Linked DNA regions of Homo sapiens: region 1 is linked to region 2. Evidence: chromatin loops called from intact Hi-C (ENCODE). Cell type or tissue: CD4-positive, alpha-beta T cell. All regions are shown on one strand. Each heading gives the region's core, and the rest is flanking DNA. Links, peaks and the distances in the headings are about the cores only. Region 1 overlaps CLTC (clathrin heavy chain). Region 2 overlaps RPS6KB1 (ribosomal protein S6 kinase B1).

Evidence for each region. Peaks named below come from ENCODE experiments on the same cell type or tissue, not always from the same donor. Only the 100,000 strongest peaks of a DNase experiment are listed, where the experiment ranks them.
Region 1: it touches region 2 in a loop (3-fold over the local background); 4 of 110 quality-filtered maps call a loop at or near these places.

Annotation. Positions count from the first base shown.
Region 1 is chr17:59,653,097-59,666,807 of GRCh38, reverse strand. CLTC (clathrin heavy chain) reads right to left here. Exons shown (of 32, transcript NM_004859.4): 6 at 10,781-10,954; 7 at 6,220-6,417; 8 at 5,165-5,365; 9 at 2,814-2,966; 10 at 1,899-2,021; 11 at 568-705; 12 at 164-328; 13 at 1-11. Among named protein-coding and RNA genes, the nearest start is that of CLTC, 40 kb to the right of the region's middle. In CD4-positive, alpha-beta T cell, for the core only: no CTCF peak of the experiment used is centred there; no DNase peak of the experiment used is centred there.
Region 2 is chr17:59,916,974-59,933,741 of GRCh38, reverse strand. RPS6KB1 (ribosomal protein S6 kinase B1) reads right to left here. Exons shown (of 15, transcript NM_003161.4): 5 at 7,160-7,307; 6 at 3,568-3,625; 7 at 2,020-2,120. Among named protein-coding and RNA genes, the nearest start is that of RPS6KB1, 32 kb to the right of the region's middle. In CD4-positive, alpha-beta T cell, for the core only: no CTCF peak of the experiment used is centred there; no DNase peak of the experiment used is centred there.

The DNA.
Region 1 (13,711 bases), core at 1-8,000, 260 kb after region 2:
TTGACTAACCACTACAAGACAAAATAAATGAATGAATGAATAAATGAAATAATGTTGAACCTCATGGTGGTATGAAATTATTAATATTTAGTACCACAAACACATTTTCAGTGTACCTATTAATCACAACTAACACCATCTATTAGGTAAGAAACTGAAATACCTCAGGGTTAAGAAGATGGGTGTGAACCACTGCACGTTTTATATCATATAAATCAGTGAAATGTTCTAATGCACGCTGCAGTAGGCCAGCCTTTTCACACAGTTGAGCAATATGAGCCCGGTCATAATGTGTGAACATCTGATTGCCTAGAATAGCATCTGCAACCTGTAAAACCACAAACAAGGCAAGTTTATTGTCCACTCCACTTACATGAGTAATTCAATATCCGTATTACAGATTAAGGTTTAATAGTGAACTGTTAAAGTACAAAAGAATATTATAATAGCTACATTTTCTTTAATAAGGAGTAGGCCCCTCAGTAGCTTTGCATAACAATCTGAGAGGCGCTGCACAATTACTAAAACAATGTTGGAAACATGCCTAAAAAGCATTAAAACACATACTTGAGGCGCATGCATAAGGTTCATCTCAAGTAACCGCGTCTGTAAAGGACCTTCAGATGGGCGATTATTCTTCAGAGCATCAAGCAAGAATGCAGTACACTGCTGAATTAGATTGTATTCCATAAAGACATCTACAATCTACAAAAAAAGATTTAAAAGAAATTGTTTTAAGATACTATGGAGAGTATGTAGACAAAATTATGCATGAACTCTTTCTTTACCTGAGAATTTTATTTGGACAATATAAACACTTAAGAACAAATTTTTGTCCTCTAGGGATCATAGTTATTTTGAGTTCTGATAAAAACAACTACAAAATATTTCAAGATATTACATAACAGCAGAATACAACTGAACCGACAGACCTTTATTTTATTTTATTTATTTATTTTATTTTTTTGAGGCAGAGTTTCGCTCTTATTGCCCAGGCTGGAGTGCAATGGCACGATCTCAGCTCACTGCAACCTCCACCTCCCGGGTTCAAGCGATTCTCCTGCCTCAGCTCCTGAGTAGCTGGGATTACAGGCGTCTGCCACCACACCTAGCTAATTTTTTGTTATTTTTAGTAGAGACAGGGTTTCGCTATATTGGCTAGGCTGGTCTCAAACTCCTGACCTCAGGTGATCTGCCCACCTCAGCCTCCCAAAGTGCTGGGATTACAGGCCTGAGCCACCGCACCCAGCCTGACAGACCTTTATTTTTATGAACTTTAGAAAACCAATAGCATAAATATGAAGGACTCTGACTCACACTTACAAATGCATCTCTTCCCTCTCCCCACACCCAGTGGCAACCACTATCCTGTTTTATCATCCCCATGTATTTTTCATATTTTTAATACACATACATCTCTAAATAAGATGTTTGTTTTGCATGTATTAAAACTACATGCAGATGGTTTCATACTGTCCATTCTTTTGCAACTTGCTTTTTTTGCAAGGCATTTGAGGTTTATCCATATAGAGTGACAAAGCTTTAATTTCTACAAACTGTAAGTTTTCCTTTTTTTTTTTTCTTTTTGAGAGTCTCACTCTGTTGCCCAGGTTGGAGTCCAATGGCACGATCATAGCTCACTGCAGCCTCGACCTCCCAGGCTCAAGCTATCCCTCCACTTCAGCCACCCGAGTAGCTGGGGCGACAGGCATGTGCCACCACATGCAGCTGATTTTTAAATTTTTTGTAGTTACAGGGTCTCACAATGTTGCCCAGACTGGTCTTGAATTCTTGGCCTCAAGCAATACTCCCACCTTGGACTCCCAAGTCAACCACCATGGCTGGCCCCCACTCTCCATTTCAATCAGCTTCTACAAAATATATTTTAATCACATTACCTGTGTGATGTCAGCAAGAGGCTCTTCATCTTGAACTAACATTTGGGCAAACTGCTGTCCCTGATCTGGACTGATTCGCATTACATTTCTCAGCAGAAATATCCAATCTGGAGTGTATCCAACCTATAAACAAACAAAGACTTAAACGCTGCTCCTAAGTTTCAATTTTATAGCATTTAAAGACTTTTTCTACTATAAAATCTCACTAATATAGAACTACTGGTGAAAGCACAAATTCATTTTCAATTTAAGGTGCCCAGTTAGACCTTGGTGATGACATATTTGAACAAACATCTGTCAATTTTTATAACTGGCTTATCCATTTTCTTTTCTTTTCTTTTCTTTTTTTTTTTTTTTTTGAGACAGGGTCTTGCTTTGTCATCCAAGCTGGAGTGCAGAGGTGCAATCTCGATTCACTGAAACCTCTGCCCCCTGGGCTCAAGTGATCCTCCTACCTTGGCCTCCTGAGTAGCTAAGACCACAGACACACCACCACGCCTGGCTACTTTTTTGTATTTTTAGTAAAGACAAGGTTTCACCATGTTACCCAGGCTGGTCTCAAATTCCTGAGTTCAAGTGATCTGCCTGCCTTGGCCTCCCAAAGTGCTGGGATTACAGGCGCAAGCCACCACACCTGGCCTGGCTTATCCATTTTCAATAAATGAATATTTCAAAAGTTTGTTCTAACATGTTAAACGTGCCTGCTATCTGAAATTCTGATAAGCCATGCAAAAGTAATTTTCTCAATTTAACAAGTATGAATTTGATATGAGGGGTAAGAGAATTTTTATACATTTCAAAGTAAATCAAAATGAAAGGAAATTCACTATTAAAGTAATCAAGAGTTAATACAGGCTAATTTCTCTGTCAATGCTTCAATGAATTCATGCTGAGAATGTGTTTCATTGAACTCACTTTTTTAGCATATAAAACAATCTTTTGGACTTGACCTGTTTCTGCAAAGCACTGAATGACTTTATTTGGGACGTTAGCCCTTAGGTACACACTAAGTGCCAATGTAGGGTCCACAGATTTCACAAGATCACCCAGTTCTTCAGAACATTCCAGCTGTCCAAAGGAAAAAGAGATTGTTTAGTGATCCATGAACTGTTTTAGAAATGAGCAGTTGACACTATGTCCACTATAAGTAATAACTAGTATGAAAGGTACTTAGTTTCACAGAATATATTATAAATATGCAGGGGTTGTGGTTGGTAGACTCTTAATCTTGTGTTCACAGCAATGTCTCAGTAGAATTCTCCACAAATCCTGTTTAACGATAAAAAGCTCACCAAGACTGCAATCTTATAGATACTATCAACTACCTTGTTAAGGATTTAAGTACTTCAAAGTACAATCTTGTACCTCTTGTACTTCTAGCTACTAAGAATATTCAGATATCAGACTCACATCACATGGCCCCAATTTTTCAAAAACAAAAAGCAACTTTTAATGTAATGTTATCAACTGAAAATTTGATAATGAAGGAGCCAGATGAGGTTTACCATAAGGACAGTTATTAAACTCACAGTGTAACCTATATATGTCTGAGGGATCTAAGCACCACTATCTTCTTGACTTGGATTTAAGCTTATAGGGCAGGAAGGACACTCTTAAGAATTTTTAGGTAGTATACAGGCAGATACTGTCTTCTGTGTTATTCAGTCTGCCTTACTCATTCAGCTGCCCAATCTGGAAATTCATTTCCTAAGAGTTCTGGTTTACATACTATAGTAGATTTTCTACTTTGGGGACTAGCTCTTATAAATGATATTTAGTGCCAAAAATAAAAAGTTGTATCAGAGTCGATAATCTTAACTGAACATGCTAATGAATAGTTGATTAATGTCTCTTTTATTAATACCACAAATGGTCCCATATGACTGTTCACAGAAAAGGATAATGATACCTAAAAAGCTTTCACCCTGTTACGTAGGTCAACTCAGTTACCTTGGCTGTTCTCACCCTCCCTTATCTTTTTAAAAAATATTGTGTATTTATTTAATAAGGTCTCGCTGTGTTGCCTAGGCTGGTCTCAAACTCTTTGCATCAAGTGATCCTTTTGCCTCAGCCTCCCAAAGTAGTGGGATTACAGGCGTAAGCCACCAAACTCAGCCCTGCCTTATCTTAATCAATTAGGATGGACCTCAAATACTCGCTAGTGTGGCTATTCTTCATCAGAGACTCCTGTCCAAGTATCCCAAATCTGATGTAGTATTCTCTGGTATCTTACAAGATTGCCAGAAACTGGGTCAAGAAACAAGGACTTAGAATTAATAATATAAAAACAGTCCTAACATATACTAACGCTGAAAGAATAATAACATTAAATGTTATTCACTATTCAGAGTGCTTTAAACAATACTACTTCAGTTCTTGACAATGGCAATTCCATACTACAACTTTGAGGAGAAAGGCTTTTTTATGTGGTGGTGTGAAAGGAATTAACACTAATGGACAGCTAAAACTTGTTTGTTATCCTAGAAACAAACAACATCCTTTGGCTGTTTCTCAGTCACTATTCCACATAAGGAATAATGTGCTCAGGAAAACATACTACCATTATATGCTCTCTGTAAAGAGAAATAAGTACTGAGTGAATATAAAAGGCATGGAGAAGACCTACAGTAAAGAAAGCTAGTTAACATTTAGAAAAGGTTCATATTTAAATAAATTTCAAGAAACCAAGTTAAATATTTTTCCATGTAACACCAACTAACATTCTGTGAAATCTCTGGGAAACAGTATCTCATTGCTAATTAGATAGCCATCCTGTCTTACTAAGATCCAACTTTTTTTTTTTTTTTAAGACCGAGTCTCGTTCTATCACCCAGGCTGGAGTGCAGTGATGCAATCTCAACTCACTGCAACCTCTACCTCCCGGGTTCAAGTGATTCTCCTGCCTCAGCCTCCCAAGTAGCTGGGATTACAGGCACCTGCCACCACGCCCAGCTGATTTTTGTATTTTTAGTAGAGACGGGGTTTCTCCATGTTGGTCAGGCTGGTCTCAAACTCCTGACCTCAGGTGATCCACCCACCATGGCCTCCCAAAGTGCTGGGATTACAGGCCTGAGCCACCATGCCCGGCGAAAAAATATATATTTTTTCAAAAGGAAATAAGTGAATCCATCTTATGCAATGTGTGTTTTTGTTCTGTTTCTACCAGCAGTAATGGAGACATTGTGGTGCAGCCTAAATGATTTTAACTTGCCAATATCATATTTAATGCAACCAAAGCAAGATTATGTCAACATAATTTAACGTACCTTATCTTCTTTTAACCATTTCTCCAAAAGCTGTTTTCGCCCTTGCTGAAGTACAGGCCTACAAAGCTCTAAGGATTCGTATTTGTTGAGCTGTCCCTGGTCCAAAAGGATACCAAAGTACTGAAGTAGAGGAGAAGTTTGACCTGGCTGGGCTGGGACACTCTGGAACCGACGGATAGTGTCTGGAGTACGAAGAATTCCCTTTAAGAAGGAGAAATGTTAAACGCTCTTCGAAAGTGTAAGAAGGAGAAATGTTAAACGCTCTTCGAAAGTGATCCAAACATCACACTAAACACCCTGTAGAGATCAATCTCTTAGGTCAATCTTAAAGGAATGAATCCATCTATTAACATCAAGTTAGGAAGTTTCAAATCTTTACCATCTGGAGTAAATATTTAGTCACTGTCTTTCATACCCCTGGTTCAATGTTATAAGATTATCCAGAATTTGGAAAAAAAAAAAAATTATCCAGAATCAAAAATACATCAACTTAAATTACAATGTCAGTGTGTAAGAGAATAGTTATAATCATAAAACAGTTATAGCTAAGTATTATCCCAAGTTCATATTAAATTAAGTACAAATTTCATAATGAATATTGGTCAGGAATGTAAGGTGTTAATTCAGTCCACCATAAACTAACATCAAAAGTGATAAGAATAAATTCAGCCTAATTTTGACAGCTCTACCCACTATAAAATTGGACAGTATGTATTTCATGTCCAAGTTATGGAAATAAAATCAGTAACTATCATTTATGAGGTCAAACAGTATAACACCTAAATGACTAAACATTACTACATCTATGTAAATCAAAAGCTTGCTAGACCCACATATCCTTCTAACAATCTGGGTTTTAAAAAACTAATCAAATCCAGAGAAAATTAACCAAATCTAGAGGCATTGACAAGGAATTCTACTAAAGGAAAATGTAACCCAAATGTAATCTAAAAACAGTTTATCTGTAGGAAGCTGGTTCCTTTTCTAGTAATATAAGAAACAGAATATTAACAATGGATTAATGTCATGACAACTTCATTTTCATAACTCTTTACCTTTGGTGCATTAGCAGCCACCTTTGCTGCCTCCGAGTAATTTCCCTGGGCAAAAAGAGCATTAAATTTCCGGGCAAAGAGTTCTTCAGCACCGGCTAAGTTATTACGTACAGCCATTCTCAGAGCCAAATCAGGATTTTGTAGAACATTGGTGATGTAAGGAATTATGTTTTCTTCTTCCACACACACTGACAGAACCTGCAATTTAAAGAATAAAATGTAGCTGCAATGTGTTCATTTGGATACAAATGATACCAAATCTGTTTAGAACAGGTTAATACTGAGTCACAAAGGTAATGAAATTGTGACAGCTGTTTTCTTGCTGCCATTAAAAAATAATGAAAGGAAGGAAGACAAGGAGAAAAAAAATTAAGGAGATTTGAAAACAAATGTCATAGGGTGTTAGGCCATTATGTGGTTCCTAAAATATGGCTATTCTATAATCTAAATAACTTACTTCATTGTCCAAACTAACTGCTTTGATACCATCTATTCATTCTTAACACAGTCAGTATCAAAAATTAACATTCCCACTTAATTGAGCTCTGAAAGACAACTCCACATAATTTAAAACTTCTTGAGGACTTCAATCTTGATAACCTACAGAAAATGACACTGAAGAAGCTATGATATCTAAATGACATTTAGGGTTCACTTGCAAGTTGTTTAAGGTATACTCCTTTTAATTTTAGGATTTTTCTTTACAAGAATTTTTTGGTAATTTTCGTTAATTACATTTTCATTCCTAGAGAGCAGATTATATACTCAATGAAGGGAGGGACCACTGAATCCTCAAGCAGCTAACATAATACAAGGAACATGGTAGGTGCTTGAAAAAATAGGCCGGGTGCAGTGGCTCACGCCTGTAATCCCAGCACTTTGGGAGGCCAAGGCAGGTGGATCATGAGGTCAGGAGTTCAAGACCAGCCTGACCAACATGGTGAAACCCCACCTCTACTAAAAAAAAAATATAAAAATTAGCCGGGCATGGTGGCACGCGCCTGTAGTCACTAGGGAGGATGAAGCAGGAGAATCGCTTGAACCCAGGAGGCAGAGGTTTCAGTAAGCCAAGATGGCACGACTGCACTCCAGCCTGGGCAACAGAGGGAGACTCTGTCTCAAAAAAAAAAAAAAATTAATTAAAAATAAAAAATAAAAATAAAATAATAATAATATCAGTAAAGGCCAATTTCTAATTGCTTGTTTGGAAAATTACCTACCCTCAAACCTCTCAATGCCACAGAATATTTTCTGGCTTGCCCCAAAAGCTGAACTACTGTCAACTGCCATAGAGAAAGGGAGTCCTTCTCTACCCATCCATCCCATTCCCCAGTGCAGAACTAGTCATATGCCCTAGCTTATAAACTACTCATATTACCCCAACAGCACTTCTCAACCTAATATAATTGTATAATTTTTTCTCAGTTACTGTTCACATGAGGAAAGGGGGTTTGTCTTTGTTTAACTGTATTACTAGCAATATGCAATTAGTATAGCATAAAACGTATTTAATTTGTTGAATAAATGAATATAGGAAATTTCTGTCCCCAAATCAGTAAGAATTGAAAAATACTTGAGAACTCAGTGAACCAAATAGATAGATAGGTAACAGTCTGCCCTGCCAATTCTACTACTCCTTTCAGGGAAAATGAAGAAATTTCAACCTCCAAGATTTTACTTCTATAGGTCCGACCTCCATCCTCAAGGCTTATTTAAAGGAAGTAATAATTACTTTCTTTATAGTTATTTGCATTCCTGAGCCCCAACCTTAACTCAAATCTTACCTTAGGTTTCCCCACATACTGAATCCACAGTTTTATCGTTATCATACTTAAAGACTGTTCTAGCAGATTTCTAGCAACCAGTCCTTAGTAAGATCTGCTACAGGAAACAGAAAAGGCTCCAGTGTCTTCTAAAGTACTCAGTTCTATCAAATTAAGAATTTAAGTCAGATGTTGACTATAATATCACTTTAATTGATTTTGCTTTTTCAACCCATAGAAGCCACTTACTCATTCCTTCAGGGAATATGCCAAGTTGGTAGACTTTAGCAAAGAGTAGAAGAAAGCCCTAAGGTTACTGTAAATACTCATCTCTTTACTCAAAGTAGCTGGCACATAAAATTTGGGAGGAAGGGAAAGTAACAATCAACAAGTTCCCAGAATTAGAGTTATGAACACCAAGAATGTGTCATGAAATTATTTAAGGTTAAGCGCTATCTTAAAACAGCACAACAGCAGAAACAAAAAGTGGCGAGGCGTGGTGGCTCATGCCTGTAATCCTAGCACTTTGGGAGGCCAAGGCAGGAGGATCGCTTGAGCCCAGGAGTTCAAGACCAGCCTAGGCAACATAGCAAGACCCTGGCGCTCTCTCTCTTTTTTTTTTTGAGACGGAGTCTCGCTCTGTTACCCAGGCTGGAGTGCAATGGCACAATATTGGCTCACAGCAACCTCTGCCTCATGGGTTCAAGCAATTCTCCTGTCTCAGCCTCCCAAGTAGCTAGGACGACAGGCACCTGCCACCACACCCAGCTAATTTTTTTTCGTATTTTTAGTAGAGACGAGGTTTCACCATATTGGTCAGGCTGGTCTCAAACTCCTGACCCCAGGTGATCCACCCACCTCAGCCTCTCAAAGTACTGGGATTACAGGCGTGAGACACTGTGCCCAGCCCCTGTCTTTTTTTTTATTTTTTTAATTAATTAAGAGTTTAAAAAAAAAAGCCCCTGGCTTCACAACTTCATGATTATTAAATTATCACTAATCTAGTTCACCAAAAGACCAATATATTCTTGATTTTCCTTCTTTTTTTTTTTTTTTTTGAGACAGAGTCTTGCTCTGTCATCCAGGCTAGAGTACAGTGGCGCGATCTCAGCTCATAGAAACCTCCGCCTCCCAGGTTCAAGTGATTCTTTTGCCTCAGCCTCCCGAGTAGCTAGCATTACAGGCATGCACCACCACAGCCGGCTAACTTTTTGTATTTTTAGTAGAGACAGGGTTTCACCATGTTGGCCAGGCTGGTCTTGAACTCCTGAGCTCAGGCAATCTGCCCGCATCGGCCTCCCAAAGTGCTGGGATTACAGGTATGAGCCACTGAGCCTAGCCTTATTCTTGATTTTTCTAAGCAAGACACTCATAACTGAATATCTGAAAGCTACTGAATTTTTAAAACTGCTTTTGTCCCAGACACTGACTGGTGCTAGAAATATAATTTACTAAAGACAATCCCTTTTTCTAATGATGAATAGTGACTGCAACAGCTTAGCGAGCAATTTTAATAAGTATGGTAAATGTTATGAGGAGAAAGCCCTAAGTTCTAGGAGTACAGAGCAAAAGCACCTAACCAGGTCTGGAGTTAAGGTGGGGCATGGGTAGGTAGGGATGCACTCCCTTTCCCTAGAGGAATTGTCTCTTCATATACATAACATTTTTCAAAAATTAACTGAATGAAGGAGAAACAAAATCTATCTACTTCCTTTGCTTATTATCTGGGAAAAATACTAATTTGGAAGAAAATGAGTAAAAGGCAAGACCAGTAACAGTATTTTTAAAATGTTTAGCCATTTTTCAGAAAATTAACATAGCTCCTGGTAAAATATTCTTATTAATATTAAAATAGGCTGTGCGCCGTGACTCACGCCTGTAATCCCAGCACTTTGGGAGGCTGGGGCGGGTGGATCACAAGGTCAGGAGTTTGAGACCAGCCTGGCCAAAATGGTGAAAGCCCGCCTCTACTAAAAATACAGAAATTAGCCGGGTGCAGTGACTCACATCTGTAATTGCAGCTACTTGGGAGGATGAGGCAAGAGAATTGCTTAAACCCGGGAAGTGGAGGTTGTAGTGAGCTGAGATCATGCCACTGCACTCTAACCTGGGTGACAGAGCAAGACTCCATCTCAAGAAAAAAAAAAAAAAAAAAAAAATTAAAATAATAAGATGACAGATAAAGAATCACTTGCTAGATGGTATGAAGAGGTTTTTCAAAAATGACAAATTTAGAACGGATAATATTTTTCCTACCAAACTGATTAGCTTTCCAGGCATCCCACAAGAGGTACTGAAACATATCACCTTCTAACATGTAATAGTAATGCTTAATTAAGGAGCTAGGAAAAGGGATGTAGGTAGAATTCTTTTCCCTGTAGTTGATAATTGCTCTGCCTTGGAGATAACAGAAAATTCCTTAAAAAAATAGTCTGTCAAATATGACCCTAAATTGTTTCTTTGCATGGGGAATCACTTCTTTTGACAGTAATGCATCTATACAGTCCTAGATGGCTATAAACCAGTTTCTCTGAGACAGGATTAAAGAGAGACTTTGTATTCATACACATCTCTATTTTTAGGTATATATTATTTTCTTTTTTATCAGCTTACATCGTGCTTTGATATATATTATTTTCTAATATCCAAAGTTACTATTTACTTTTTGGAAAAAAACTAACAGTAATATGTTTATTTTCTATTTTTTAATCTTGGGGAGTAATTTCTCAAAAGGACAGGATTGTTCCCAACTCATCAGGTTATCTTATTTTATTGCTTAAGTTTCAAGGTTTCCTTACTTGTCCCTTTCTGTTTACTCCAATTATTCCAGCTGTGGCTTCATGAGGTGCAGTAACAAAAATTGTTTCTCCACTGATTCTATTCATGTAGATGCAGGTACCAGTCTCAAGATCATAGAGGTGGATATAACCATACTTGGTTATCAAGAACACCACATCATGCTTTTCACTGATCTACAGAAAGAAAATCAACACTTTAGTAAAATAATGAATCTACAAACAGAAAATAAAAACATTCAGTCTAATTCCATTTTAGAGATGGTAAAATTCCAGAACAAGAGGGTTATTTGAAAAATTATAAGCTAATATTTAAAGTTTCCTTCATTTCTACAGCACATTTAAATATGGATATCCCAAGCTCTTATATAACATGAAACTGATAAGAGGAAAGACAATTCAAAACTTAGATAGCACAGTTTACGTATTACAGGGATACCTCATTTTACTGCACTTTGCAGTGCAGATGAATCTTTACGAATGGAAGGTTTATGGCAACCCTGCATCGAGCAAGCCTATTGGCACTATTTTCCAACAGCATGTGCTCTCTTCAGTGTCTCTGTGTCACGTTTTCATTAATTCTCACAATATTTCAAACCTTTTCATTATTGTATCTGTCATGTTGATCTGTGGCCAGTCATCTTTGATGTAACTATTATTTTGGGGTGTGATGAATTGCACCCACATAAGACAGCAAACTGAACTGATAAATATTGTGTGTGTTCTGACTGCTCCACCAACCAGCTGTTCTCCCGTTTCTTTCCCTTTCCTCAGGCCTCCCTATTACCTGAGACACAACAATATTAGGCCAATATAATAACTACAATTGCCTCTATGTGTTCTACCTCTCTTTTTAAATCGAAAGCTAGAAGTAATTTTAAGTTTAGTGAAAAAGACATGTCCAAGGCCAAGATAGGCTGAATGGTGGGCCTTTTGACCTAGCCAAGTTGTGAATACAAAGGAAAATTCTTGAAGGAAATTAAAGTGCTACTCCAGTGAACACATGAATGATAAGAAAACCTAACAGCTTTCTTGCTGATATGCAGAAAGTGCACTGGTGCAGTGGCTTACAAATGTAATCCCAGTCTCATTTTCTCACATCTAAGAAACCTACCACAGACAAAGTCAAACTCTAGGTACTTGCCATATTGAGATAATGTTTTGCAGGCCAAAGAGAAATAAAACGATTCTACTTTTGAATTTATGTAACTATCTAAATGAGCAGTTTTTTTCTCTTTTAAAATGTTATAGGCCAAGTGCAGTGGCTAATGCCTGTAATCCTAGCACTTTAGGAGGCCGAGGTGGGTGGATTGCCTGAGCTCAGGAGTTCGAGACCACCCTGGGCAAAACAGTGAAACCCTGTCTCTACTAAATACGGAAGAAATTAGCCAGGCATGGCAGTGTGCACCTGTAGTCCCAGCTACTGGGGAGGCTGAGGCAGGAGAATTGCTTGACCCCGGAGGCGGAGGTTGCAGTGAGCCGAGATGGTGCCACTGCACTCCAGCCTGGGCGACAGAGTGAGATTCCGTCTCTAAAAGAAAAATGTTATACACAGCTGGGTGCAGTGGCTCATGCCTGTAATCTCAGCACTTTGGGAGGCTGAGGCAGGTGGATCACTTGAGGTCAGGAGTTCGAGACCAGCCTGACCAACACGGTGAAGCCCTGTCTCTACTAAAAATACAAAAAAATTACCCAGGTGGGGTGGTGCGCGCCTGTAATCCCAGCTACATGGGAGGCTGAGGCACAATAATCACTTGAACCCGAGACGTGGAGGGTGCAGTGAGCTGAGATTGCGCCACTGCACTCCAGCCTGGGTGACAGAGCGAGACCGTCTCAAATAAAAATACAAATAAAAATGTTATACACTAGCCAGGTGCAGTGGTATGTGTCTGTATCCCAGCCACAGAGGAGGCTGAGGCAGAAGGATCACTTAAGGCCAGGAGTTTAAGACCAGCCTGGGCTGGGCATGGTGGCTCACGCCTGTGATCCCAGCACTTTGGGAGGCCAAGGTGGGCAGATCATTTGAGGTCAGGAGTTCAAGACCAGCCTGACCAACATGGCGAAACCCCAACTCTACTAAAAATACAAAAATTAGCCAGGTGTGGTGGCGGGTGCCTGTAATCCCAGCTACTCGGGAGGCTGAGGCATGAGAATCGCTTGAATCCAGGAGGCAGAGATTGCAGTGAGCTGAGATTGCGCCACTGCACTTCAGTCTGGGCAATAGAGAGACTCAGTGTCAAAAAAAAAAAAAAGACCAGCCAGGGCAACACAGTGAGACATTGTCTCTAAAATATTTTTTAAGTAGCCAGGCGTACTGGCATGTACCTGTAGTCCTACCTACTCTTAGCTACTCTGGAGGCTGAGGCAAGAGGATCAGTTGAGCCCAGGAGTTCCAAGGCTGCAGTGAGCTATGATCACAGCACTGCCTTCCAGCCTGGGCAACAGAGGGAGAACCTATCTCTTTAAAGAGGGAGAGGGAAAGGGAAAGAAAGAGGGGGAGAGAGGAGGAGAGGGAGAGGCAGAAGGAGAGGGAGAGGAGGCCGGGCGTGGTGGCTCATGCCTGTAATCCCACCACTTTGGGAGGCCGAGGTGGGTGGATCACGAGGTCAGGAGATCGAGACCATCCTGGCTAACACCGTGAAACCCCATCTCTACTAAAAATACAAAAAATTAGCCGAGGGTGGTGGTGGGTGCCTGTAGTCCCAGCTACTCGGGAGGCTGAGGCAGGAGAATGGCGTGAACCCAGGAGGCGGAGCTTGCAGTGAGCCGAGATCGCACCACTGCACTCCAGCCTGGGCGACAGAGAGAGACTCTGTCTCAAAAAAAAAAATAAATAAAATAAATAAATAAATAAATAAACAAATAAATAAAATAAAAGATCCAACCAGCTACAACATTCTCTTAAGCCAAAGCCTAATCTAGTTTAAGGCCCTA
Region 2 (16,768 bases), core at 3,204-11,203:
CAGTGAACTGTGAAGAGTCCTTAAAATGGTCTCAGAAACTCATTATAACAAGGTAGCTCATTCTGCCCAATGCTACCAATTAGGGGAAAGAAAGAAAATTGCTAGATAGTATGAATCAATCATCACTGATCCAGAAAGTAAAAAACTTACCACCTTACACAAAGATCATTTCAGTTCAAGTTTAGCTTTCTTTACTGGACTGTCATAACAAGTGGTTCAACAATCTCAGGGACTCTAGTATTTGAGGTTCATTTCACAGAAAAGGCACAATGACCTATTGATTCAAATGTAAATATATACTACACTCTGATACAGAAGAAGTATGGCCTTTATTTTCACAGAACCATCTGATACACTCAACCTTATAAATCAAAGAAGTTAACTATTCTATCGCTCCCCTATTCTATCCTGTGACTTATAATTCAGATCAGAATCCACGTTTTGGGGAGTGAGGAGGTGTTGATGAGAGGAAGGAAGAGACACTGATTCCCATGATATATTCAGTTAAGTATATCATTTCTCCTTAAAAAAAAAAAAAAGGTGGGTGGAGGAGTATAATCTGGAATGTTTATATGAGCCTCAGTTGTTCATACATCATTTTCTAAGAGTTTGAAACAATTAACTACCTCATGGATTATTCTGTAGACATCTAAGGATTAGCAGCTGCTACCACCTTCTAGATACCCTGGGTCAGCTGGTTGCTCCTTTGGGGTACGAGTGAATTGCCAAGTCTACCTACAGCCCAGATTAGCATAAATTGAGCTGTCTTTAGCAGCATGCAGTTGTAGTCAAGGCTCACTGTGCTATATCTATAGTTGTATAGATTATCAGTCTCTCTGATGTTTATGTTTGTTGTTACAAACAAACAGCAAGAATAAACTGATTCTGGCTGGGGGGAAGGTGGGTTATGCCTGTAATCCCAGCAATTTGGGAGGCCAAGGCAGGCAGATCAATTGAGCTCAGGAGTTTGAGACCACCCTGGGCAACATGATGAAACCCCATTTCTACAAAAAATACCAAAAATTAGTCAGGCGTGGTGGTGTGCCACAGTGGCCCCAGCTACTTGAGGGGCCGGGGTGGAAGGATCACTTGAGCCTGGGAGGCGGAGGTTGCAGTGAGCTGTAATCATGCCACCATACTCTAGCCTGGATGACAGAGTGAGACCCCCATCTCAAAAAAAAAAAAAAAAAAGTAACCTGATGCCTACTAAACATCATATTTCCAAAGTTTTATCAAATACTTTGGTTCAATTTCAATCCTTTTCCCAGCATTAATAAAACCTACTGTAAGAAGCATAGCTTCTAATATTCACATATTTTCTTTTTTTTTGAGACGGAGTCTCGCTCTTTTCACTCAGGCTGGAGTATAATGTCGCGATCTTGGCTCACTGCAACTTTCGCCTCCTGGGTTCAGGCGATTCTCCCACCTCAGCCTCCTGAGTAGCTGGGATTACAGGCACCCACCATCATGCCCAGCTAATTTTTTTTTTTTTTTGTATTTTTGTAGAGATGGGGTTTCACCATGTTGGCCAGGCGTCTTGAACTCCTGACCTCAGGTGATCCACCCACCTTAGCCTCCCAAAGTGCTGGGATTACAGGTGTCAGCCACTGTGCCCAGCCAATATTTACATATTTTCATTATTAAAACTCAACTTATATAATTGAGATTCACTTTTCAATTTAAGTAACAAGCCAAAATTAATGTTTAGACTGGCTTTTACAGTCTAAAACATTATACAACATTTGATGTAAAGATTCCAAAAACATGAAAAACTATAAAGAGTAAGGATTAAACTAAAAAAGGCAGTTGAGCGACTATTATCCTCAACTTCTTTTACTCTCACCAAGCGTAATTACCTAAAGACTTAAAATATCAGCAAGTACTATGATGCCATGAATTCTGAGGGAGGAAATATACAAAATAGAGAGATGAATTTGGGGCTTTGAAAATGGCCACGACCTATGTGGGAGGATTTTAAGATGATTATTTACTATAGAATTGTTTACGGTATGTCTCCACCTTGGTGATTAAGCATGATATTCTCCGGCTTCAGGTCTCTGTAGATGATCCCCTTTTGATGTAAATGCCCCAAAGCCATGGAGATTTCTGCCAAGTAAAAGCTGGAAACAAAAGTGATTTAATAAAATTAAAAAGAGTGTAATCTATCCAAAGCAGTTTACGTATGGAGCAAAATTCCTTGAAAGAAACAGACATGCACCAAAGACCAAATTAGTGGGGTAGGGGGATGTATTGGAAAAAGAGATGGCATAGGATGCTGCCAAAAGGCATGGGGACATTTATGTTTCACTCATTTTAGTGAAACTATAAAGTGCTTTATTTTGCCATTAGAATATATTGCTAAAATTGCAAAGATGTCCAGAATATGCTAAACTGCCATTGGTCATGTTTTGTTCTGTCTGTGTAGGAATTAAGCTAATAGCCATTCATTTCAAGCAAATTTCTCCCATCCACACCCAACTTTAAAATCCCATAGGAAATAGGAACTTTGTTATTCTCAGAGATCACATCTTGATTTCAAAAGGTATCTTATAACCTGACCCTTAGAAGCCCACTCATCCCTTACTTAATACAGCTACATATTTATAGACAGCTGAGGCCCACAGTATCTGCCCTCCCACCTGCCAGCCAGCCCACAACTATAAACTGTGTGACACCCAAATTTATCTACCTCAAAAGAATAAAGGGCTGAATCAACCCTGTCTGGATTCGAAAAGCACAAGGCACTGCAATACTGGCTGCATAACAATGTTGCAATCCTGCAGATTACTCCAGGATGGAGAGGGTGTGTCCTAGAGGACTGAGGCAGTTTCACAGCCAGCACGACCACAAACACAGCCTCCAACACGGCTCAGTGAGCCTCCTCCAAAAAAGGGCACTTCATCCCTAAGGCTCTTAAATGCAGCTTCTTTGTTAGAAAAGGCCTGAAATTAAACAATGGAATGCAGTTTTGGTAATCAAGGTAGAAAAAAACATTTAAGTGTTGTTTTCTATTAAATTAATGTGTAGGATAAACTGATTTATTGTGACCCAATATTGTTGCTTCACAAAAGGATGTGCATATTTTTAATTTGAAGCAGATGACATGTTTAGAAATAGGAGGGTAAATCCCACCCTGACTACATAATCAATCTACAGATGATATGCCCAGGTTTATCACCTCCCTAAGACTGTACCTTGAGAAATAGAAAGCCTAAAAAAAAAGGGATGATTTCTGATAATTTCCATTGTTCCACACATAAAGGTTCACTGGGAAACCACACTCACCCACAGCCAAGGCAGGCAGCTTACCAATTCAAGGAAAGAAAGCCGCAATGAGAATGGTTCTGTTAGGAACAACTGGTGTGAAGAGCGTTCCACTCAAGCCTAAGGGCAAAGGAATGATGTGACCTCCATAGCTGCCCAGTCCCAAAACTGCTTCTCCCCCTTGAGGTCCTGAGTGAGTGACTGGCTCCAGCTCAATTTACTGAATCATGTGGCTGCCCATAGTGGGAATGGGGCTTTGCTTGTAATTACCTGAATCTATGCAACCACAAAAAGTTCACTTACCAGGCAGTGTCTTCCATAAATATTCCCTCTCTTTCTAACTGCATAAATAGTTCTCCTCCTGTAAAGAAAAAGAAAAAACATTATAAATAAAACAATATTTATTTCCAACCCACTTCTAATGAGAGAGTTTGTGCTTTCCTTCTAACCATAATTAAAAGACATCAGCCCCTTAAAAATGAAAAACAGATCCTAAAAATTATAGGTTTTAAAACTAAGTCCTCAGGATTCTATTTTTAGTAGCATTCTTATTCTTCTGTGACACACATATATTTAAAAACTAGAACTGGCTTGGAATTCCAGGTTTTATATCTACAAACTTTAAAATATCTGTAGATTCCAGACCTGAGGTTAAAAAATATATATATTGATTAAAGACTCTTTAACATTTTACCCATAGGTAGAAAAATGATAGTCTACAATTAAATCACCCTCACTAATTTTAGTGAATGCTCATATTTCGTATTTTCAGAACCCTTAAATAAACAGAATAAACCTGGCACTGGCCTAGTAAAAAACATGGCACAATTTGAGTATCAAAATAAATAATGATAATAAAAGGTTATATCACATTGAATGATATTAGGATCCCTAAGTCCACAATGACATAAATAAATGAATACATAAATGTTTTAAAGGGGGAAGAAGAGAAAGTTCTTTATTACAGTAGAATCCCAAGTAATAAATGAAGAAGACGTGACGGAATAAGAAAAAGTACTTGGCAAACATCACAATTAATTGTTGCAGGCAAGATTCAATGGATGTCAAAACTGAATGTGGGCTGGGCGCAGTGGCTTACGCCTGTAATCCCTACACTTTGGGAGGCCGAGGCGGACAGATCACCTGAGGTCAGGGGTGATCTCTATTAAAAATAAAAAAATTAGCTGGGTGTGGTGGTGCATGCCTGTAATCCCAGCTACCTGGGAGGCTGAGGCAGGAAAATCACTTGAACCTGGGAGGTGGAGGTTGCAGTGAGCTGAGATCGTGCCACTGCACTCCAGCCCGGGCAACAGAGTGAGATTCCGTCTCAAAAAAAAAAAAAACAACAAAACTGAACATGAGAGCTTGATGAAAGATATTTAAATAATCTCAAAGTATCTCCTCAAAAGATACTTATTAATTACAAAGACAAAAACGTCACCATGGAAAAAATCAGCAGACACCACCTTATACATGTGACCAAAGTTAACATCACAAGTAATGGGACAAAGATATAAATATCATGTACCTCTTGATCTGATGCATTAAGGAGGACACAATGTCACTTCAATGGTCCTGCCAAAATTGCATAACCTGAATCTAATACTAAGGAAACATCAGCTAAACCCAAAGCATTCTACAAACTAACTGGCCTGTCCTAATCAAAAATGTCAACATTATGAAAGTCAAAGAAAGACTGAGGAAATGTTCCAGATTAAAGGAAACTAAGAAGAGTTATAATTGCATCAATGTTAATTTCCTATTTCTGATCATTTTAGTATAGTTATGTAAGATACTGTCCTTGATTTTAGAAAATATACACTGAATAGGCTGGGTGCAATGGCTCACACCTGTAATCCCAGCACTTTGGGAGGCCAAGGTGGGCGGATCACCTGAGGTCAGGAATTCGAGACCAGCCTGGCCAACATGGTGAAACCCCATTTCTACTAAAAATACAAAAATTAGCTGGGCGTGGTGGTGGGTGCCTGTAATCCCAGCTACTCGAGAGGCAGAGGTTGTAGTGAGCCCAAGATTGCACCACTGCACTCCAGTCTGGGCGACAGAGTGAGACTCCATCTCAAAAAAAAAAGAAAAGAAAAGAAAGAAAACATACACTGAAATTTTAGGGGTAAAGGGAAATCATGTCTGTAACACTCTCTTAAACAGTTCAAAACAATTATGTATGCATGCATGTATATATGTATACACATATATACATATACATAGGATAAAACAAAATAAATGTGGTGAAATGGTAACATCTGGGGAATCTAGGTGAGAAATATATAGGAATTCTTTTATTTTGTGTGTGTGTGTGTGTGAGACTGAGTCTTGCTCTGTTGCCCAGGTTGCAGTGTACTGGCGCGATCTCAGCTCACCACAACCTCCGTCTCCCAGGTTCAAGCGATTCTCCTGCCTCAGCCTCCCGAGTAGCTGGGATTACAGGAGCACACCACCATACCCAGCTAATTTTTCTATTTTTAGTAGAGACAGGGTTTCACTATGTTGGCCAGACTGGTCTCAAACTCCTGACCTCATGATCCGCCCACCTTGGCCTCCCAAAGTGCTGGGATTACAGGCATGAGCCACTGAGCCTGGCATAGGAATTCTTTATACTACTCTTAAAACTTTTTGTGTTAAGTATGAAATTATGTCAAAATAAAGTTTTTCCGGGCGGGCACAGTGGCTCACACTTGTAATCCCAGCACTTTGGGAGGCCAAGGTGGGCAGATCACCTGAGGTCAGGAGTTCAAGACCAGCCTGGCCAACATGGTGAAAGCCCAGCTCTACTAAAAATACAAAAAAAAGCCAAGTGTGGTGGCGCATGCCTGTAGTCCCAGCTAATTAGGAGGCTGAGGCAGGACAATCGCTTGAACCTGGGAGGCGGAAGTTGCAGTGAGCCGATATCACGCCTCTGCACTCCAGCCTGGGAGAGAAGAGCGAAACTCCATCTTCAAAAAAAAAAAAAAAGTTTTTCCAATGGCAATAGTCACAAAACAGTTGCTACATTCTGTAGCTTTCTGTTCCATGTTACACGTTACTGCAAAATCCTTCTCAGAGAACTGAACTGTGTTTGCTAGAAATAGATACTTGTGGCCGGGTGCAGTGGCTGACACCTGTAATCCCAGCATTTTGGGAGGCCGAGTTAGGTGGATCACCTGAAGTCGGGAGTTCGAGACCAGCCTGACCAACATGGTGAAACCCCATCTTTACTAAAAATACAAAAATTAGCCAGGCGTGGTGGCACATGCCTGTAATCCCAGCTACTCGGGAGGCTGAGGCAGGAGAATCGCTTGAACTCCAGGAGGCAGAGGTTGCAGTGACCCAAGATCACACCATTGCACTACAGCCTGTGCGACCAGTGTGAAACTCCATCTCAAAAAAAAAAATAAATAGACACCTGTGATCTAGAAATGATATGGAATCAACAAGTTCCTACGAGGTGGTAGGCCCTGGCAAATATGGATGATTTCCATTATAAGCTACATACCCCATCACTAAGGCTACATTAAACTAAAAACTCTTGTTTAAAGACCCAATTCCAAAAATAGTCAGTATGTTAAATAATCTTCCCAATTATTTAAATTACAGTATCTTACCCCACTACAATTTGATGGCTCTGCATCACTTAGGTATTCGTTTTTCTGTTAAGTGAGTGATTACAAAGGAATTAAAATAAAATTTTACAGATGAGGGAAAAAAATCTTTAGTTTCCTCCATATTTGTCTGCCAATAGAAACATTTGGTCACATCTGAATTTTGTACTTCAGTGTACTCATCAATTTTAAGCACTATTTGATCATAATGGGAAAAAGTATTCTTCCATTGAAAAATAACATTTTGACCCAGTTTCTGGAGCAAATGCAAATAATTACACCAAACTCTGTGTACTGACCACTGAGATACTCAAGGATGAGGTAGAGTTTTCCACCAGTCTGAAAGGCATAAATTAAATCCACGATGAAGGGATGCTTTACTTCCTCCAGAATATTCCGTTCTGCTTTTGTATGAGCTGTATCTTTAGCATTTCTTACTATCATTGCCTAAAGGAAAAGAGATCATCTATAAGAACAAAATAGTGAACATTTTTATTCTATAATCTATTTTATTCTAAAATCTATTTTGTGTTTTTCCTGCCAATATTGAACTATTAACCATAGTTCCCACTAGAAACTGAGATGGGGTAATGGAAAACATTCACTTTATATATGCCTCTGTGCAGTTTGGATTTTTTGCAGTGAACACGTAAGTGAATTACCTAAAGAGACTTTTTAAAAAAGAAATCTGTAATCAGATCAAGTTTATTCATATATTCACAAACTATTGAGTGTCTACCATCCTCCAGGCTGTGCCAAGAAAGCAGAATAGAAGGAATGCCCTGTCCATAGGAGTCTAAAAGTCGACAGGAGCCCAAAGTCTCAGGGAAAAAAAGACAAGTCAATGTAGGCAAGTGCAGGATGGTAAGGGTAAACAGGGGAACCACATCTGACCTAGCAGAAAGTCTCGCTTGAAAGTTATTAAAATGAAATGTGGCCTGGACGTGGTGGCTCATGTCTGTAATCCCAGCACTTAGGTGGGCAGAGGCAGGAGGATCGCTTGAGCCCAGGAGTTCGAGATCTGCCTGGTAACAAGCGTGACCCCATTCTCCACAAAAAGGGTAAAAAAAAGACAAAAAAGAAAGAAAGAAATGTAGAAGGTAAAAAAAAGGCATTCCAGTGCAAAAGAGGACAGAATACGTCTGGGAAATCTACAAGTAGTTTGGTATGGTTAGAAGTGGTTAGAGATTAGGCTAGAGAAGTAGGCAAAGGCCAGGAAATGGAACGTCTGGGCAAAGGAAGGTCTGGGTGAAATGAACACACCTTTGGCTTTATGAAAGACACATCTAGTAGCAGTAGGGAGTATTAGGAAAGAAATGAGACTAGTTAGGAGGCTAGTATAATAAACCAACTAAGAAGATCTATAAGAAAATGAAGATAGAAAAAAATGAAAGGCTAATACATAATTTGCATTTGCTGACAAACTAGTTATGAGAAGAAATGATGATACCTTTATTTCTGCATAAGTAATAGGACAGATAATGGTGCCATTCAATATTGGCAAAAGAAAGTGAAAAAGTTTTGGGAAAATGATGCCCTGTTTTAGACATGCCAGGTATAAGTTCCAGGAAGTTACCCTGATGGTACATCTCCATAAGTAATATGGAAAGCAAATACACAGGTAATTGGTTGCAACATTATCTGTGAAAGTGGAACACTAGAAACAGCCTAAATGCTCAGACATAGGATATTGGCCCAAAACCTATGGAATCTACACAACATGTAACAAAGCTATAAAAATAAGAAAAATCAGCCGGGCGCAGTGGCTCACGCCTGTAATCCCAGCACTTTGGGAGGCCGAGGAGGGCGGATAATGAGGTTAGGAGATCAAGACCATCCTGGCTAACACGGTGAAACGCCATCTCTACTAAAAATACAAAAAAAAATTAGTCGGGCATGGTGGCAGGTGCCTGTAGTCCAAGCTACTTGGGAGGCTGAGGCGGGAGAATGGCATGAACCTGGGAGGCGGAGCTTGCAGTGAGCCGAGATCACGCCACTGCACTCCAGCCTGGGTGACAAAGTGAGACTCCGTCTCAAAAAAATAAATAAATAAATAAATAAATAAATAAAATAAAAATAAGAAAAATTTCTATAAAAACAAGATACAAAAGAGTACTTAAAAGTACAGCAGCATGGATACTATGCTATCTTTTGTACAAGAAAGGGGAAATGAGAATATATATAATATGTATCTGCTTATGCCTGCAAAAATGAAGACAACTAAGATAAACTAAAAGCTAATGATAATGGAAGGGAAGGAAAAGAAATAAGACTTTTGAGAATACCTTCTGAGTAAAACCCCAATGGTTTTATCATCCATTTTTTTCTTCCCTAAATCAAATATTACTGTAATTATAAAATGTAGATTTTTCTTTTTGAACCATATTAATGTTTAATGAGTTCCAAAAATAAAATAAAATCAACAAGGATGAGGGGTAGGAAGTACAACTGAATACAATAGGAATACACAAATTTAATTGACTATTACACCAATAACTTTACCACAGAAAGAGAAAGAGAAAAAAGATATAGGAGAAAAAGATTTTTTTTTTCTAGACAGAGTCTCACTCTGTCACCCAGGCTGGAGTGCAGTGGCATGGTCTCAGCTCACTGCAACCTCCGCCTCCCAGGTTCAAGTGATTCTCCTGCCTCAGCCTCCCAAGTAGCTGGGACTACAGGCACCTGCCACCACACCTGGCTAATTTTTGTATTTTTAGTAGAGATGGGGTTTCACCATGCTGGCCAGGCTGGTTTCGAACTGAGCTCATGATCCGCCCGCCTTGGCCTCCCAAAGTGCTGGGATTACAGGTGTGAGCCACTGCACCCAGCGAGAAAAAGATATTTAAGTAATTTTAGACTGCACACCCTTAGTGGCCTATATGTAAGCACACAAAAAATTGCAAAGAAATATTAAATCAAACTTAGTAGGTTTGTAGCTGGAAATACTATTGGTATTACAATTTTCATTATGCACATATTGTACAACTGAACAAATGAGTGCGTTTATGTTGTTACCAGAGTTCTTCTCACTGTAGAAAAAAAGGATATCCAAATATGAACTGAAAGAAGAATGTGGTCGGGCACGGTGGCTAACACCTGTAATTCCAGCACTTTGGGAGGCCGAGGCAGGTAGATCACAAGGTCAGGAGTTCAAGACCAGCCTGGCCAAGATGATGAAACCCCGTCTCTACTAAAAATACAAAAATTAGCCGGGCGTGGTGGCAGGCACCTGTAATCCCAGCTACTCAGGAGGCGGAGGCAGAAAACTGCTTGAACGCAGGAGGTGGAGGCTGCAGTGAGCCGAGATCACACCACTGCATTCCAGCCTGGGGGACAAAGCGAGACTCCATCTCAAAAATAAAAAAATAAAAATAAAAAAGAACGCTATGGAATTGGACTAGAATTAGGGCTAACAATATGAAGCACTTTGGGAAACCGAGGCAGGCGGATCACCATGTTGGCCAGGAGTTTGAGACCAGCCTGCCCCACATGGAGAAACCTCATCTCTACTAAAAATACAAGAATTAGCCACGTGTGATAGTACACACCTATACTCCCGTTACTCCAGAGGCTGAGGCACGAGAATGACTGGAACCTGGGAGGCAGAGGTTGCAGTGAGCTGAGGCAGCCTGGTGTCCAAGGGTGTGGTGAGCCATGATCATGCCACTGCACTCAAGCCTGGGCAACAGAGGAAGAACCTGTCTCACAAAAAAAAAAAAAGACCAGGTGCGGTGGCTCATGCCTGTCATCCCAGCACTTTGGGAGGCTGAGGCGGGCAGATCATGAGGTCAGGAGTTCAAGACCAGCCTGGCCAACATAGTGAAACCCCATCTCTACTAAAAATACAAAAATCAGCTGGGTATGGTGGCACGCACCTATCCCAGCGACTCAGGAGGCTGAGGCAGGAGAATTGCTCGAACCTGGGAGATGGAGGTTGCAGTGAGCCAAGACCACATCGTTGCACTCCAGCCTGGGCACCAGAGTGAACCTCCATCTCAAAAAAAAAAAACAAACAAATTTTTTTAAAAGAGAGTATAGGGCCAGGCGCAGTGGCTCACGTCTGTAATCCTGGCACTTTGGGAGGCCAAGGTGGCTAGATCACGGGGTCAAGAGATCGAGACCATCCTGGCCAACATGGTGAAACCCCATCTCTACTAAAAATACAAAAAATTAGCTGGGCGCGATGGCGCACGCCTGTAGTCTCAGCTACTCTGGAGGCTGAGGCAGGAGGATAGTTTGAACCCGGGAGGCAGAAGCTGCAGTGAGCTGAGATCACACCACTGCACTCCAGCCTGACTTCATCTCAAAAAAAAAAAAAAAAAAAAAAAAAGGAGTATAAAAAAATCTTTACAGACTAATGACAATATAGAAAAAATACAGAAAAAATAGAAAAGTCTCCATTTTATAATCACTACAGTACAGTAATATTTGGGCAAGAAACAATCCAGATAAAACCATTAAGTAAAGATTATTATAGGACAGAATATTCACACCGTTTCTATCATTCCACAGATCACTTGTTAACTACAAAAGGAAAAAGAGGCCGGGAACGGAGGCTCAAGTCTGTAATCTCAACACTTTGGGAGGCCGAGGAGAGCGGCTCACCTGAGGTCAGGAGTTTGAGACCAGCCTGGCCAACATGGTGAAACCTCGTCTCTACTACAATTACAAAAATTAGGCAGGCGTGGTAGGAGGCACCTGTAATCCCAGCTACTTGTGGGGCTGAGGCAGGAGAATCGCTTGAACCCAGGAGGTGGAGGTTGCAGTGAGCCAAAATTGCACCACTGCACTCCAGCCTGGGCAACAGAGTGAGACTGCTTCTCAAAAAAAAAAAAAAAAAATGCCCTTATTCTTAGGAGATGTATAGATGAAATTAGGGGTGAAGTGCTATGAAATCTGCAGTTAACTCTCAAATTGTACATGAGGAAAATTTATTAACTAAAATTTATTAACTAAAGGGCTTAGGGCCAAAAAACAGGCATTGTAGGAATCAAGTAAGTCAAAAGTGAGAAAGTTATTGTTCTATGAAACCGCAATATTTCAGAGGTGGAGAACACCTTTGGCCAAAGGTTCTAAAATGTACAGTGGGAGGTGAACTAATGCCGTAGGCAATAGTATTTTGCTTCCATGGTATATTTTTGCTGCAACTGGTAGGGTCGGGTGATGGCTGTTGATAGTCTTTTCCTCACTATTCCACTCTAAGCAAATACCTGAATGGTACCATTCCTATAAGAAGTAAACAGTCCCAGGAGAACTAATAAATCCAGACAGAATGTCCAGATTGAAACAACTCACTTAAGGGGATACCTGGTTCTACTCTGATTTCATCTTAAAGTCTGGGGGAAGAGGTATACACTTACCACACACTCAGGTCAGAGGGGTTAGTACTCTGCCTCCAGGATAATTAAAATCAGAAGGAAGGAACTCAAAGGGAGCCTATAGTCATCTTACTTGGGGATTTAGAAATGAAAGCCCTGAACTTAACCCTAATGACATCTTTATTTTCATTATTTTTGCTATGAGCTTGCTTTCAAGGACAAGGAAGGAGACAGTATCAGATCCTCTAGCCAGGATTAAGAAAAGAACCCCAAGAATGGGAAACAATGGCAACCAAGCAAAAGCAGAGGCAAACAGCTTAGGTCCTGGATCCCTGGGCCCCAGAATGAGGCCTGACACTTAGCAGTAATTAAGTCTATGGATTTCCCAATATACCACCCCACCCACCATGAGTGGGGAAAAAAAACAAGCACTCTTTTTTTCACTAGATACCTGTGCCAAAAACATACTTCACCCAAGATCTAATTATGCCTAATATGGTCAGGCCTGATTATCCGACATAAATAACACATCACAAGGAATGAATCAGTTAAGAATCTTGACCAGAGGCTGGGCGCAGTGGCTCACGCCCATAATTCCAGCACTTTAGGGGGCTGAGGTGGGCGGTCACTTGAGGTCAGGAGTTTGAGACCAGCCTGGCCAACATGGTGAAACCCTGTCTCTACCAAAAGTACAAAAATTAGCCAGGCGTGGTGGTACACACCTGTAGTCCCAGCTATTTGGGAGGCTGAGGCCCTAGAATCACTGGAACCCAAGAGGCAAAGGTTGCAGTGAGCTGAGAACGCTCCACTGCACTCCAGCCTGGGTGATGTAGTGAGACTCTGTTTCAAATAAAAGAAGAAATCTTGACCAGTACTTCTTTTCACATTTCTGGGACAAGCACTATTATGCTGCCTTCAATTCTATACCTAACATGTTTTACAGATTAAAAAATCATTAATCTAAAACAATTCCAACAGGAAAGTCAAATAGCTGATATCAATGTCAACCCACTGAAGAAGAAACTGATGTGAAGAATAGCTAGATGGCTTTTTAAAGACAATTACCAATAAAATTGTGGTCACAGTATTTGTTCCTCAGCTTTCAAACTGAGGAGTCATTTATACTGCTTAAATAAAAATCAGCAAGAAGGACCAAAGTTTTACAAGTCTTATAATTTTTTTAAAAAGTCACTTTGATTGTCTTTAAAGTAGTTCTCCACTGGAACTTTTGTTTTAAGACAGTGGAGGCCGGGCGCAGTGACTCATGCCTGTAATCCTAGCACTTTGGGAGGCCAAGAAGGGTGGATCACCTGCGGTCAGGAGTTCGAGACCAGCCTGGCCAACATGGCAAAGCCCTGTCTCTACTAAAAATACAAAAATTAGCTGGGTGTGGTGGCGGGCACCTGTAATCCCAGCTACTCAGGAGGTTGAGGCAGAAGAATCACTTGAACCCAGGAAAAAAAAAAAAGACAGTGGAATCTTTTCAGTAATCAATCCCAAACAAGAATAAGAAAACAAACACACACATAATCCATCAGTAAAACTAGAAGACATGTGGAATCCCACACCTGAAAAGACAGAGTGGGGATAAAGCAATGGTCCATGATGTAGCAGAGTGGGGTAAGATCAAACCTAAGTGCCTGCAAAGGGGAATACACAAAAGAAGTTGAATCTATCTATAGAACCCCAGCAAGGTTCAAACATTAGAGGAAAAATTAGAAGGAAGGGAAAAAATTAAAGGAACTGAAGACTGTAGAAGGCAGAAGGTGGAGTGCTAAAAACAGGGAGATCATCTACAAGTCTGTGTAAGGAACAGACAGACCAAAAAGGCTCCCATCTCCATACTAAGTCGAAGAACTAACCCTAGGAGAGTTAAATTCCCCGGGACAAAAAAAAAAAGTGAAAGATTAGATCCACAGAGTAAAGTACTAATGTAAAAACTCGAGTTTAGTGAAAGTCCGCGTGTTGAGAGGTAAGATCTCCATCTTCTCTCACTCAGCTCCAGAATGCTTTTTCCAGGCAAATGAATGGCAGAACTTTCTTAGCACCAACTGATCCTCCCCAGAAAAAAAAAGATCTACAGACAATATTTACTTATTTATTTATTTGAGATGGAGTCTCGCTCTTGTTGTCCAAGCTAGAGCACAATGGTGCAATCTTGGCTCACTGCAACCTCCACCTCCCAGGCTCAAGCGATTCTCCTGCCTCAGCGCCCCCAAACCAGCTGGCCAGGCTGGTTTTGAACTCCTGACCTCAGGTGATCAACCTGCCTCAGCCTCCGAAAGTGCTGGGATTACAGGCGTGAGCCACCACACCCAGCCCTACAGACACTATTATTTGAAGTTGTTGATCAAGTGCCAGCTAACCACTTGACTACCCTGCAGAGAAGCTTACACACACAGAACTTCTGATCAGCTTTTCAGAGTTCTACTCTTAAATATGAATAATCAGGCCAGGCGCAGTGGATGGGTTATTGAGGCCTAGGTGGACAGATCACTTGAGGTCAGGAGTTCGAGATCAGGCTGACAACATGGCGAAACCCTGTCACTACTAAAAATGCAAAAATTAGCCAGGCAGGGTGGCACATGCCTGTTATCCCAGCTACTTGGGTGGCTGAGGCACAAGAATCGCTTGAACCCAGGAGGTGGAAATTGCAGTGAGCCGAGACTGTGCCACTGCACTCCAGCCTAGACGACAGAGCAAGACTCCAACTCAAAAAAAAAAAAAAAAAAAAGAATAATCAGTGAATGACACCAGACATCTAAAGAAGGCCTCTAACATGGAACAAAGTGACTAAAACTGACTAAATCAAAGTCAAAGAAAACAGAAAGTCAAAAAAGAACATGCGTAAAACAAAAGAACATTTCAAATAATTATAATTAAACTCTCAGAGAGGCTGGGCGTGGTGGCTCACACCTGTAATCCCAGCACTTTGGGATGCCGAGGTGGACGTTTTGCCTGAGGTCAGGAGTTCAAGACCAGTCTGGCCAACATGATGAAACCCGATATCTGCTAAAAATACAAAAATTAGCCAGGTGTGGTAGCGGGCACCTGTAATCCCAGCTACTCAGGAGGCTGAGGCAGGAGAATCGCTTGAACGCAGGAGGCAGGGGTTGCAGTGAGCCAAGATCGCACCACTGCACTCAAACCTGCACGACAGAGTGAGACTCTTGTCTCAAAAAAATAATAATAAACATTAAAAAAAAATAAAACTCTCAGAGGGGTAAGAGAAGATATTATACTCATTAAACAGGTTGCTATAAAACAAAAACAACAGAAAGAATTCTGGAGAATCACAAATACAACAGCTTTAAAAAAAAATTTAGTCAAATGGCTGGGCACAGTGGCTTACGCCTGTAATCCCAGCACTTCAGGAGGCCAAGGCGGGCGGATCACCTAAGTCAGGAGTTCGAAACCAGCCTGACCAACATGGAGGAACCCTGTCTCTTCTAAAAATACAAAATTAGCCGGGCATGGTGGCACATGCCTGTAATCCCAGCTACTCGGGAGGCTGAGGCAGGGGAATCGCTTGAACCCAGGAGGCGGAGGTTGCGGTGAGCCAAGATTGCGCCATTGCACTCCAGCCTGGGCAACAAGAGCAAAACTCCATCTCAAAAAAAAATTGAGTAGAAGAAAGTAAACAAGACAAAGAAATGGAAACGTGGAAAAGATAAGAAAAATTAGATGATCGGTCCAGGAGATCCAACATCCAACTAATTGCAATTCCAAGAAGAGAAAACAGTGGGAAGGAAATTACCAAATAAATCACATAAGAAAATTTCCTAGAACTGAAAGACTAAAGCTTTAAGATTAAAAGAATAAAAATAGGCTGGGCACAGTGGCACATGCCTGTAATCCCAACACTTTGGGAGCCAAAACAGAACAACTGCTTGAGGCCAGGAGTTCCAGGCCAGCCGGGGAAACACAGGAAGACCTTGTCTCTACGAAACATTTTAAAAATGAACTGGGCGTGGTGGCATGCATCTGCAGTCCTAGCTACTCAGAAGTTGTGGCAGGAGGATCGCTTGAGCCCAGGAGTTACAGGTTACAGTGAAGTATGATCACACCACCACACTCCAGCCTGGGAAACAGAGTGAGACCCTGTCTCTTAAAAATAAATAAATTAATTAATTTAATTAAATAGGCCGGGCGCAGTGGGCCATACCTGTAATCCAATCCCAGCACTTTGGGTGGCCGAGGCGGGTGGATCACTTGAGCCCAGGAGTTCAACACCAGCCTGGGCAACATGGTGAGTGCCCATCTCTACATTTTTTTTTATTAGCCAGGCCTGGTGGTGCGTGTCTGTGGTCCCAGCTACTCAGGAGACTGAGGTGGGAGGATAGCTTGAGCCCAGGAATTTGAGGTTGCACTGAGCTATAATTGTGTCACCGCACTCCTGTCTAGGTGACAGGGCGAGACCCTATCTCAAAAACTAACTAAATAAAAATAATAATCAAAGTCAAAGCAACACACATCACTATAAAAACTTAGATCAGAAATAAAGAGAAAATCTTAAATATTTCCACAGAAAAAATAGGCCATGTGTAAACGACTGGGAATCAGAATGCCAAAGCACTTCAACAGAAACTC